Linked DNA regions of Homo sapiens: region 2 is linked to region 1. The links are chromatin loops, found by intact Hi-C in ENCODE. Cell type or tissue: GM12878. All regions are shown on one strand. Each heading gives the region's core, and the rest is flanking DNA. Links, peaks and the distances in the headings are about the cores only. Region 1 has its middle 10 kb from the start of AKAP17A. Region 2 overlaps P2RY8 (P2Y receptor family member 8).

Region 1 (4,397 bases), core at 119-4,118:
TTTGGACCAGCTGGCTAAAACTTGTAGGGTCCCAGTGACCACATTCAGGGTGAATAATTTCCTAGAATGACTCACAAGAACTCAGAAAAACACTGTGCTTCTGATTAAAGTCTTATTATACCGAATAGATACAAATTAAAATCAGCCAAGCTGGGCACAGTGGCTCATGCCTGTAATCCCAACACGTTGGAAGGTCGAGGTGGGAGGACCGCTTGAGCCCAGGAGTTTGAGACCAGCCTGGCCAACAGAGCGAGACCTCATCTCTACAAAAAATAAAAAATTAGCCAGGGACGGTGGTGCACGTCTGTCATCCCAGCTACTCAGGAGGCCGAGTTAGGAAGACTGCTTGAGCCCCAGAGGTCGAGACTGTAGTGAGCTGTAATTGCGTCACTGCACTCAAGCCTGGGTAACAGAGTGAGACCTTGACTCAAAAATCAATCAATCAATTAATTAATATCAGGAAGAAAAGAGATGCATAAAACAGAGACCCTACCTTAAAGTCAATTAATTAATTAAATTAAATAATATTAGCTAAGGAAAGTGAAGTATGAGTGAGACCCCGCCTGAAAATCAATTAATTAATTATATTAAATAATGTCAGCCAAGAAAAATGATGCCTAAGACAGAGTGAGACCTTGCTCAAAATCAATCAATCAATATCAGCCAAGAAAAAGGATGCCTAAGACAGAGTGAGACCTTACCTCACAATCAAGCAATTAATTGAATTAAATAATATCAGTCAAGAAAAGAGGTGGATAAGAGAGTGAGACCCTACTCAAAATCAATTAATTAATTAATTAATTAAATAATATCAGCCAAGAAAAGAGATGCATAAAACAGACTCTACCTCAAAATCTATCAATCAATTAAAGTAAATAATATCAGCCAAGAAAAAATATATGAGAGTGAGACCCTGCCTCAAAATCAATCAATCAATTAATTAATAACAGCCAAGAAAAGAGATGCCTAAGACAGAGCGAGACTGTGCCTCAAAATCAATCAATTAATTAAAGTAAATAATATCAGCCAAGAAAAGAGATGTGTAAAACAGAGACCCTACCTCAAAATCAATCAATCAATTAATTAACTAATATCAGCCAAGAAAAAATATGTAAGAGAGACCCTGCCTCAAAATCAATCAATTAATTAATATCAGCCAAGAAAAGAGATGCCTAAGACAGAGCGAGACTGTGCCTCAAAATCAATCAATTAAAGTAAATAATATCAGCCAAGAAAAGAGATGTGAAAACAGAGACCCTACCTCAAAATCAATCAATCAATTAATTAAATTAAATTAAATATCAGGCAAGAAAAGAGATGTATAAGAGAGCAAAACCCTGCTCGAAACCAACCGATTAATCAATTAAACAAATAATATCAGTCAAGGAAAGAGATTCATAAAACAGAGACCCTACCTCAAAATCAATCAATCAATTAATTAAATTAAATAATATCAGCCAAGAAAAGAGATGCCTAAGACAGAGCGAGAGTGTGCCTCAAAATCAATCAATTCAAGTAAAAATATCAGCCAAGAAAAGAGATGCGTAAAACAGAGACCCTACCTCAAAATCAATCAATCAATTAATTAAATTAAATATCAGGCAAGAAAAGAGATGTATAAGAGAGTGAAACCCTGTTCGAAACCAACCGATTAATCACTTAAATAAATAATATCAGTCAAGGAAAGAGATGCATAAAACAGACCCTACCTCAAAATCAATCAATTAATTAAATTAAATAATATCAGCCAAGAAAAGAGATGCCTAAGACAGAGGGAGACTGTGCCTCAAAATCAATCAATTAAAGTAAGTAATATCAGCCAAGAAAAGAGATGCGTAAAACAGAGACCCTACCTCAAAATCAATCAATCAATTAATTAAATTAAATAATATCAGGCAAGAAAAGAGATGTATAAGAGAGTGAGACCCTGCTCGAAACCAAACAATTAATCAATTAAACAAATAATATCAGTCAAGGAAAGAGATGCATAAAACAGAGACCCTACCTCAAAATCAATCAATCAATCAATTATTAAGTTAAATAATATCAGCGAAGAAAAGACATGCCTAAGACAGAGTGAGACCCTGCCTGAAAATCAATCAATGAATTAATTTAATTAAGTAACATCAGCCAAGCAAAGAGATGTACAAGAGAGAGTCAAGGAGGAGCTGAGACCCACAGCTTCCATTGTCCTCTCCCCAAGGACTCACGGGTGCTGTTCCCTCCTCTTAGCATCAATGTGTGATGACAGACGTCAAGTCAGCCCACCAGGGAAGCTGATCAGAACCTCAGTGTCTGGAGTTTTTACCGGGGCCACCACCACCTTCTGTCTCTGCCACTGAGCTTTACTCTCCAGCCCCTCCTGGAGGTTGAAACTGATACTGCATGTCCCAATATGCCCACCTCTTAGACATCTCTTTTCTTGCCTCTTATTATTTAATGAATTGATTGATTGATTTTGAGGTAGGGTCTCTGTTTTCACATCTCTTTTCTTGGCTGATATTATTTACTTTAATTAATTGATTTTGAGGCACAGTCTCGCTCTGTCTTAGGCATCTCTTTTCTTGGCTGATATTAATTAATTCATTGATTTTGAGGCATAGTCTCTCTTACATATTTTTTCTTGGCTGATATTATTTACTTTAATTAATTGATTGATTTTGAGGCACAGTCTCGCTCTGTCTTAGGCATCTCTTTTCTTGGCTGTTATTAATTAATTGATTGATTGATTTTGAGGCAGGGTCTCTCTTACATATTTTTTCTTGGCTGATATTATTTACTTTAATTAATTGATTGATTTTGAGGTAGGGTCTCTGTTTTCACATCTCTTTTCTTGGCTGATATTATTTACTTTAATTAATTGATTGATTTTGAGGCACAGTCTCGCTCTGTCTTAGGCATCTCTTTTCTTGGCTGATATTAATTAATTGATTGATTGATTTTGAGGCATAGTCTCTCTTACATATTTTTTCGTGGCTGATATTATTTACTTTAATTAATTGATTGATTTTGAGGCACAGCCTCGCTCTGTCTTAGGCATCTCTTTTCTTGGCTGTTATTAATTAATTGATTGATTTTGAGGCAGCGTCTCTCTTACATATTTTTTCTTGGCTGATATTATTTACTTTAATTAATTGATTGATTTTGAGGTAGGGTCTCTGTTTTCACATCTCTTTTCTTGGCTGATATTATTTACTTTAATTGATTGATTTTGAGGCACAGTCTCGCTCTGCCTTAGGCATCTCTTTTCTTGGCTGTTATTAATTAATTGATTGATTTTGAGGCAGGGTCTTACTCTCATATATTTTTTCTTGGCTGATATTATTTAATGTAATTGATTGATTGACAGATTTTGAGGTAGAGTCTATGTTTTATGCATCTCTTTTCTTGACTGATAAATTACATTGTTAGACCCTCCAGGGGCCAAAGCCCGCTTAAGATGACCACACCTGGCTAACTTTTTATATTTCATTTATTTATTTATTTATTTATTTATTTATTTATTTATTTTGTAGGGATGGAGTCTTGCTATATTGCCCAGGCCGGTCCTGAATTCCCGGGCTCCAGCAATCCTTCCAAGAAAAGAGGTAGACGTCTGTTTGGAAATCATTACAATTCTTTTTTTTTTTTTTTTTTTTTGAGACAGAGTCCAGCTCTGTTGCCCACGCTGGAGTGCAGTGGCAAAATCGTAGTTCACTGCGGGCTGGAACTCCTGGGCTCAAGCGATCCTTGTGCCTCAGCCCCTCCCGAGTGGCTGAGACTACAGGTGTGTGCCACCACGCCCAGCTCATTTTTTTCTTTTTCTTCTTTTTACAGACGGGAGGGTCTCGCCATGTTGCGCAGGCTGGCCTTGAACTTCCGGCCTCAAGTAATCCTCCCCCCTCGGCCTCCCAAAGTGCTGGGATCACAGGCATGAGACACTGCACCTGGCCAACGGCATGCTGAAATCTTCACTGCAGAAAAGCAAAGCACAAATGGCTTCAGCTGATGATAAGCACTTTGCAGAAGAATACAAAACGCTGATATTAAAAAAAAAAAATGACTTGGGCTAGGGTGTGGTCTGCCGAGGAGGACAGAGAAGGGATATTAAGCGGGGGGCGGATGTATTTTTCACAGGAGAGATTGTAGGAACCGTCCGTGCTGCAGAAGGATGGAATGGCCGTGGGTCTAGATGAGTGTCTGAGTCATACATGAGCTCATAGCGTCCAGGTAGAGCCTGTGGTTGTGTTGTGCTGAGTTAGAAATCTGTTTTTATCTGTCACTTCCTCTGGCCCGCACGGCCTCTCACGCGATGGTGGAGAGAATTACCCCGTTTCCCGGAGTGGAATGTTTGTTTACTGAGTGCCCTCCTCTGGTTCAAACACGGACTCTGCATTTTCAGCGTGGTTTGCTGTTTC
Region 2 (4,397 bases), core at 206-4,205, 99 kb before region 1:
TAAAATTGATCACCTAGATGAAAAGAACAAAAGGATAAAATCTGACAACTCACACAAGAAGAAACAGCCAATCTGAGTGAGCCTATATCTCTTAAAGAAATTGAATCGATAATTTAATAACCTTCCCAAACAAAAGGCTCCAGGCCCAGATGGGTTTACTGATGAATTTTCCCCAACATTTAAGGAAGAAATTATATTGATTCTCTACCATTCCTTCCAGAAGATAGAAACACAGGGAATATCACCAAATATCCACCCAATAAATTTCACCAATATGTGCTTACAGCTGATAGACAAGGGCAACACTCATTCTCACACCCTCATCAACAAGGGTGACAGCAACTAGCCTGAAGGGTGAGAGGTTTCAACTCATATTTTCATCACAGCAACAGAGGTTGACATGTTTCTTTCTTTTCTTTCTTTTTTTTTTTTATTGGCTGAGTCAGAGTTTCCCTCTGTCTCCTGAGCTGGACTGCAGTGGCACGACCTTGGCTCACTGCAGCTTGCGCTTCCCGGGTTTTTTTTTTTTTGAGACAGGGCCTTTCTCTGTCAACCAAGCTGGGGGCAGTAGTGCAATGACCGCTCACTGCAGCCTCGAACTCCTGGCCTCAAGAGATCCTTCTGTCTCAGCCTCCTGTGTAAGCTGGGACATGGATGAAGCTGGAAGCCATCATTCTGAGAAACTAACAGAGGAACAGAAAACCAAACACTGCATGTTGTCACTCATAAGTGGGAGTTGAACAATGAGAACACATGGACACAGGGAGGGGAACGTCACACACCAGGGCCTGTCGGGGGGTGAGGGGATAGAGGAGGGAGAGCATTAGGACAAATACCTAATGTAGATGACGGGTTGATGGGTGCAGCAAACCACCCTGGCACCTGTACACCTATGTAACAAACCTGCATGTTCTGCACATGTACCCCAGAACTTAAAGTAAAATAAAAAGAAAATAAAAGAACTTTTTTTAAAACAAAGAACCAGTATGCAAAATGTGCCAAAAAAAACTCTTAAGATTCAACCACTGGAAAAAAAAAAAACCATTTAAACATGGGCCACCTCACGAAAGATGCTTTGCAGGTGGCAAATTCACCTACGAAAAATCACTCCATGTCGTAGCTCATCAGGGAATTGCAAATTAATACCGCCGAGACATGCCGGCCGACAGGTCTCAGGGTGACTAAGATCTAGAGATACCAACAGATGAAGTACCGGAACTCTCATTGAATGCTGGTCACAAGAAGACGGTCCCTGCACCCTCTGACCTTTAGGTCACTCTGCAGCACGCAATACATTTTTTTTTTTTCTTGAGGCTGAGTCTTGCTCTGTGGTCCAGGCTGGAGTGCAATGGCACAACGTCGGCTCCCTGCAACCTCCGCCTCCCGGGTTCAAGCCATTCTCCTGCCTCAGCCTCCAGAGTAGCTGACAGGCACCTGCCACCACGCCTGGCTAAGTTTTGTGTTTTTAGCAGAGATGGGATTTCACTATGTTAGCCGGGCTGGTCTTGAACTCCCGACCTCAGGTGATCCACCTGCCTCGACCTCCCAAAGTGCTGGGATTACAGGCGTGAGCCACCGTGCCCGGCCAGGTAGTCACATTTTCTTCAAGCTTTGGGTTTAAGGGATCCCAGCTTTGGGCTTAAGGGATCCCAGCTTTGGGTTTAAGGAGCCCAGCTTTGGGTTTAGGAGAGTCCAGCTTTGGGATTAGGAGAGTCCAGCTTTGGGATTAGGAGAGTCCAGCTTTGGGATTAGGAGAGTCCAGCTTTGGGTTTAGTGGAGCTCAGCTTCCAACCCTCGCACCCTCAAAGTTCCCCATCTTTGTAGACCCAGTGACCCCTGTTTCTGTGATAACACCTGCCTCTGAACGAACTCTGTGTTCTACTGACTTCAAAGTGACCCACCAGCCCCAGTGAACTGGCAGCTGGCAGGCGTCAGGGGATAGAGGACCTGCTGGCGTCGGCCTCAGATCACAAGGCAAGAATCCTCCTAGCTAAGCACAAAAACGCGTAGGAAATGCTCTGAGCTCTGCCGCTGTGTGTTGATTTTCCTGTATTGCATCACCCAACGAAGCAGACCGTTTGCCCAGCGAGATTTGCATGCTGTCCTCCGCAGACGCCCCGTGGAGATTTTGATCTGCGTCTTCTGCAAAGGCAGCGGCCGCGTTTCTCTGATTTCTGTATCTCATTCTCAGAGTATATAGCACGGGGCTTCATCGCTGGCCAGAGAGCAGATTCTGAGAAACATAAGAAGCCCCTTTTTGAAACAAAATTAATTTGTGTGTGTGGTGTGTGTGTGTGTGTGTGTGTGTGTGTGTATGGGTGAGGATGTCTCAACAGCAGCAAAATCGGCCTCACTCTGGAAGGCAGGAAGCCACTGTACGTGGAATTAAGCTAATTAACATGAAATGCCATTTGGTGAAAAAAAAAAAAAAAACCCAAAGTGGTTGAGTGTGTGGCTCCTGCCCTGCTGCAAAAGAAGAGTGTGGAAATAGCACGTATGCTGAAATTTAAGCACTTCTGCCGTTACTGAGCCACAGTGCCCATGGTTTTAGCAGGTTATGGCAGACAGATTCATTTAACAGATGAGAGAGAGGTGACAGGAAGGTTCGCAGGCTTGACTTCCTAACAGCTGCTCTCTGTTTAAAGATCGTTGCTCTAGACATGAAGTCCTTGCCCATGCCTATGTCCTGAATGGTAGTGCCTAGGTTTTCTTCTAGGGATTTTATGGTTTTAGATCTAAATTTAAGTATTTAATCCATCTTGAATTAATTTTAGTATAAGGTGTAAGGAAGGGATCCAGTTTCAGCTTTCAACATATGGCTAGTCAGTTTTCCCAGCACCATTTATGAAAATGTGGCACATATACACCATGGAATACTATGCAGCCATCAAAAATGATGAGTTCATGTCCTTTGTAGGGACATGGATGAAGCTCGAAACCATCATTCTCAGCAAACTATCGCAAGGACAAAAAACCAAACACTGCATGTTCTCACTCATAGGTGGGAATTGAACCATGAGAACACATGGACACAGGAAGGAGAACATCACACACCGGGGACTGTTGTGGGGTGGGGGGACGGGGGAGGGATAGCATTAGGAGATATACCTAATGCTAAATGACGAGTTAATGGGTGCAGCACACCAACATGGCACATGTATACATATGTAACAAACCTGCACGTTGTGCACATGTACCCTAAAACTTAAATGAAAGATAAAATCAATTATTTTAATTTAAATAAATAAATAAAGATCGTTGCTCAGTGTGAGTTGACGCGGACTTGCCTTAGGATACTTTAATTGTGATCTGGTGGATTCTGCTCATCCTGTTTCCAGCCATGTGCTCAGCAAAGCAGTCAAAGAGAAAGATCCCTGGAGAAGAAACCGAGACGGTCTCAACTACCTTGTTCCTGCCCGAAGTCAAAGCTGGGCTCCCTTAGATCCAAAGCGGGGTTTCCTTAAAACCCAAACAGGAGCCAGGCGTGGTGGCTCATGCCTGTAATCCCAGCACTTTGGGAGGCTGAGGTGGGTGGATCACCTGAGGCTGGGAGTTCGAGACCAGCCTGACCAACATGGAGAAACCCCATCTCTACTAAAAATACAAAATTAGCCAGGCATGGAGGCGCATGCCTGTAATCCCAGCTACTCAGGAGGCTGAGGCAGGAGAATTGCTTGAACCCGGGAGGCAGAGGTCGCGGTGAGCCAACATTGCGCCACTGCACTCCAGCCTGGGCAACAAGAACAAAACTTTGTCTAAAGAGAGAGAAAAAAAAGAAACAACCCAAACAGGAGCTCCATTAAAACCCAAAGCTACCCTCCCTTAGACTCAAAAACAGGCTTCCTTAAAACCCAAAGAGGGGCTCCCTTAGACCCAGAGCTGAGCTCCCCAAAACCCAAAGTTGGACTCCCCTAAACCCAAAGCTGAGCTCCCTTAACCACAGAGCTGGGCTCTCCTAAACCCAATGCTGACCTCCTTTAAACCTGAAGCTGGGCTGCCTTAGACCAAAAGCTGGGCTCTCCTAAACCCAAACCTGAGCTCCCTTAAACCCAAAGCTGGGTTTCCCTAAAACTCAAAGCTGGGATCCCCTAAACCCAAAGCTGGGTTCCCCTAAACCCAAAGCTGGGCTCCCCTCAACTCAAAGCTGGGCTCCCTTAGACCCAAAGCTGGACTCCCCTAAACCCAAAGCTGGGCCCTTATATACCTAAAAAGCTGGGTTCCCCTAAACCCAAAGCTGGGCTCCCCTAAACTCAGGAAAGATTTTCATCTTTGAACACAAAGGAGTGTGTTTTTCTCTTGCTCCCTGGACCCAAACCCCCAATGACGGGAACCCTCAGCTGTGACAAGCCTCCAGTATACGTATTTCCCCACGTGTGAGCCAGTTTCAATCTCTCTCC

What was found. A loop is a pair of places that touch in the nucleus more often than their neighbours do. Peaks named below come from ENCODE experiments on the same cell type or tissue, not always from the same donor. Only the 100,000 strongest peaks of a DNase experiment are listed, where the experiment ranks them.
Region 2: a loop joins it to region 1, with 4 times the contacts of the local background. A loop is called at or near these places in 4 of 110 quality-filtered maps.

The regions. Positions count from the first base shown.
Region 1 is chrX:1,578,991-1,583,387 of GRCh38, forward strand. No RefSeq gene overlaps it. Among named protein-coding and RNA genes, the nearest start is that of AKAP17A, 10 kb to the right of the region's middle. In GM12878, for the core only: a CTCF peak has its summit at 2,362 (motif pointing left); a DNase peak (open chromatin) is centred at 2,360; H3K27ac peaks cover 289 bases.
Region 2 is chrX:1,479,877-1,484,273 of GRCh38, forward strand. All of the region lies in intron 1 of P2RY8 (P2Y receptor family member 8), which reads right to left. Among named protein-coding and RNA genes, the nearest start is that of ASMTL, 29 kb to the left of the region's middle. RefSeq lists a silencer at 1,052-1,220 and enhancers at 1,686-2,397, 1,894-2,393. In GM12878, for the core only: a CTCF peak has its summit at 2,046; DNase peaks (open chromatin) are centred at 1,161 and 2,036; H3K4me3 peaks cover 1,518 bases; H3K27ac peaks cover 3,711 bases.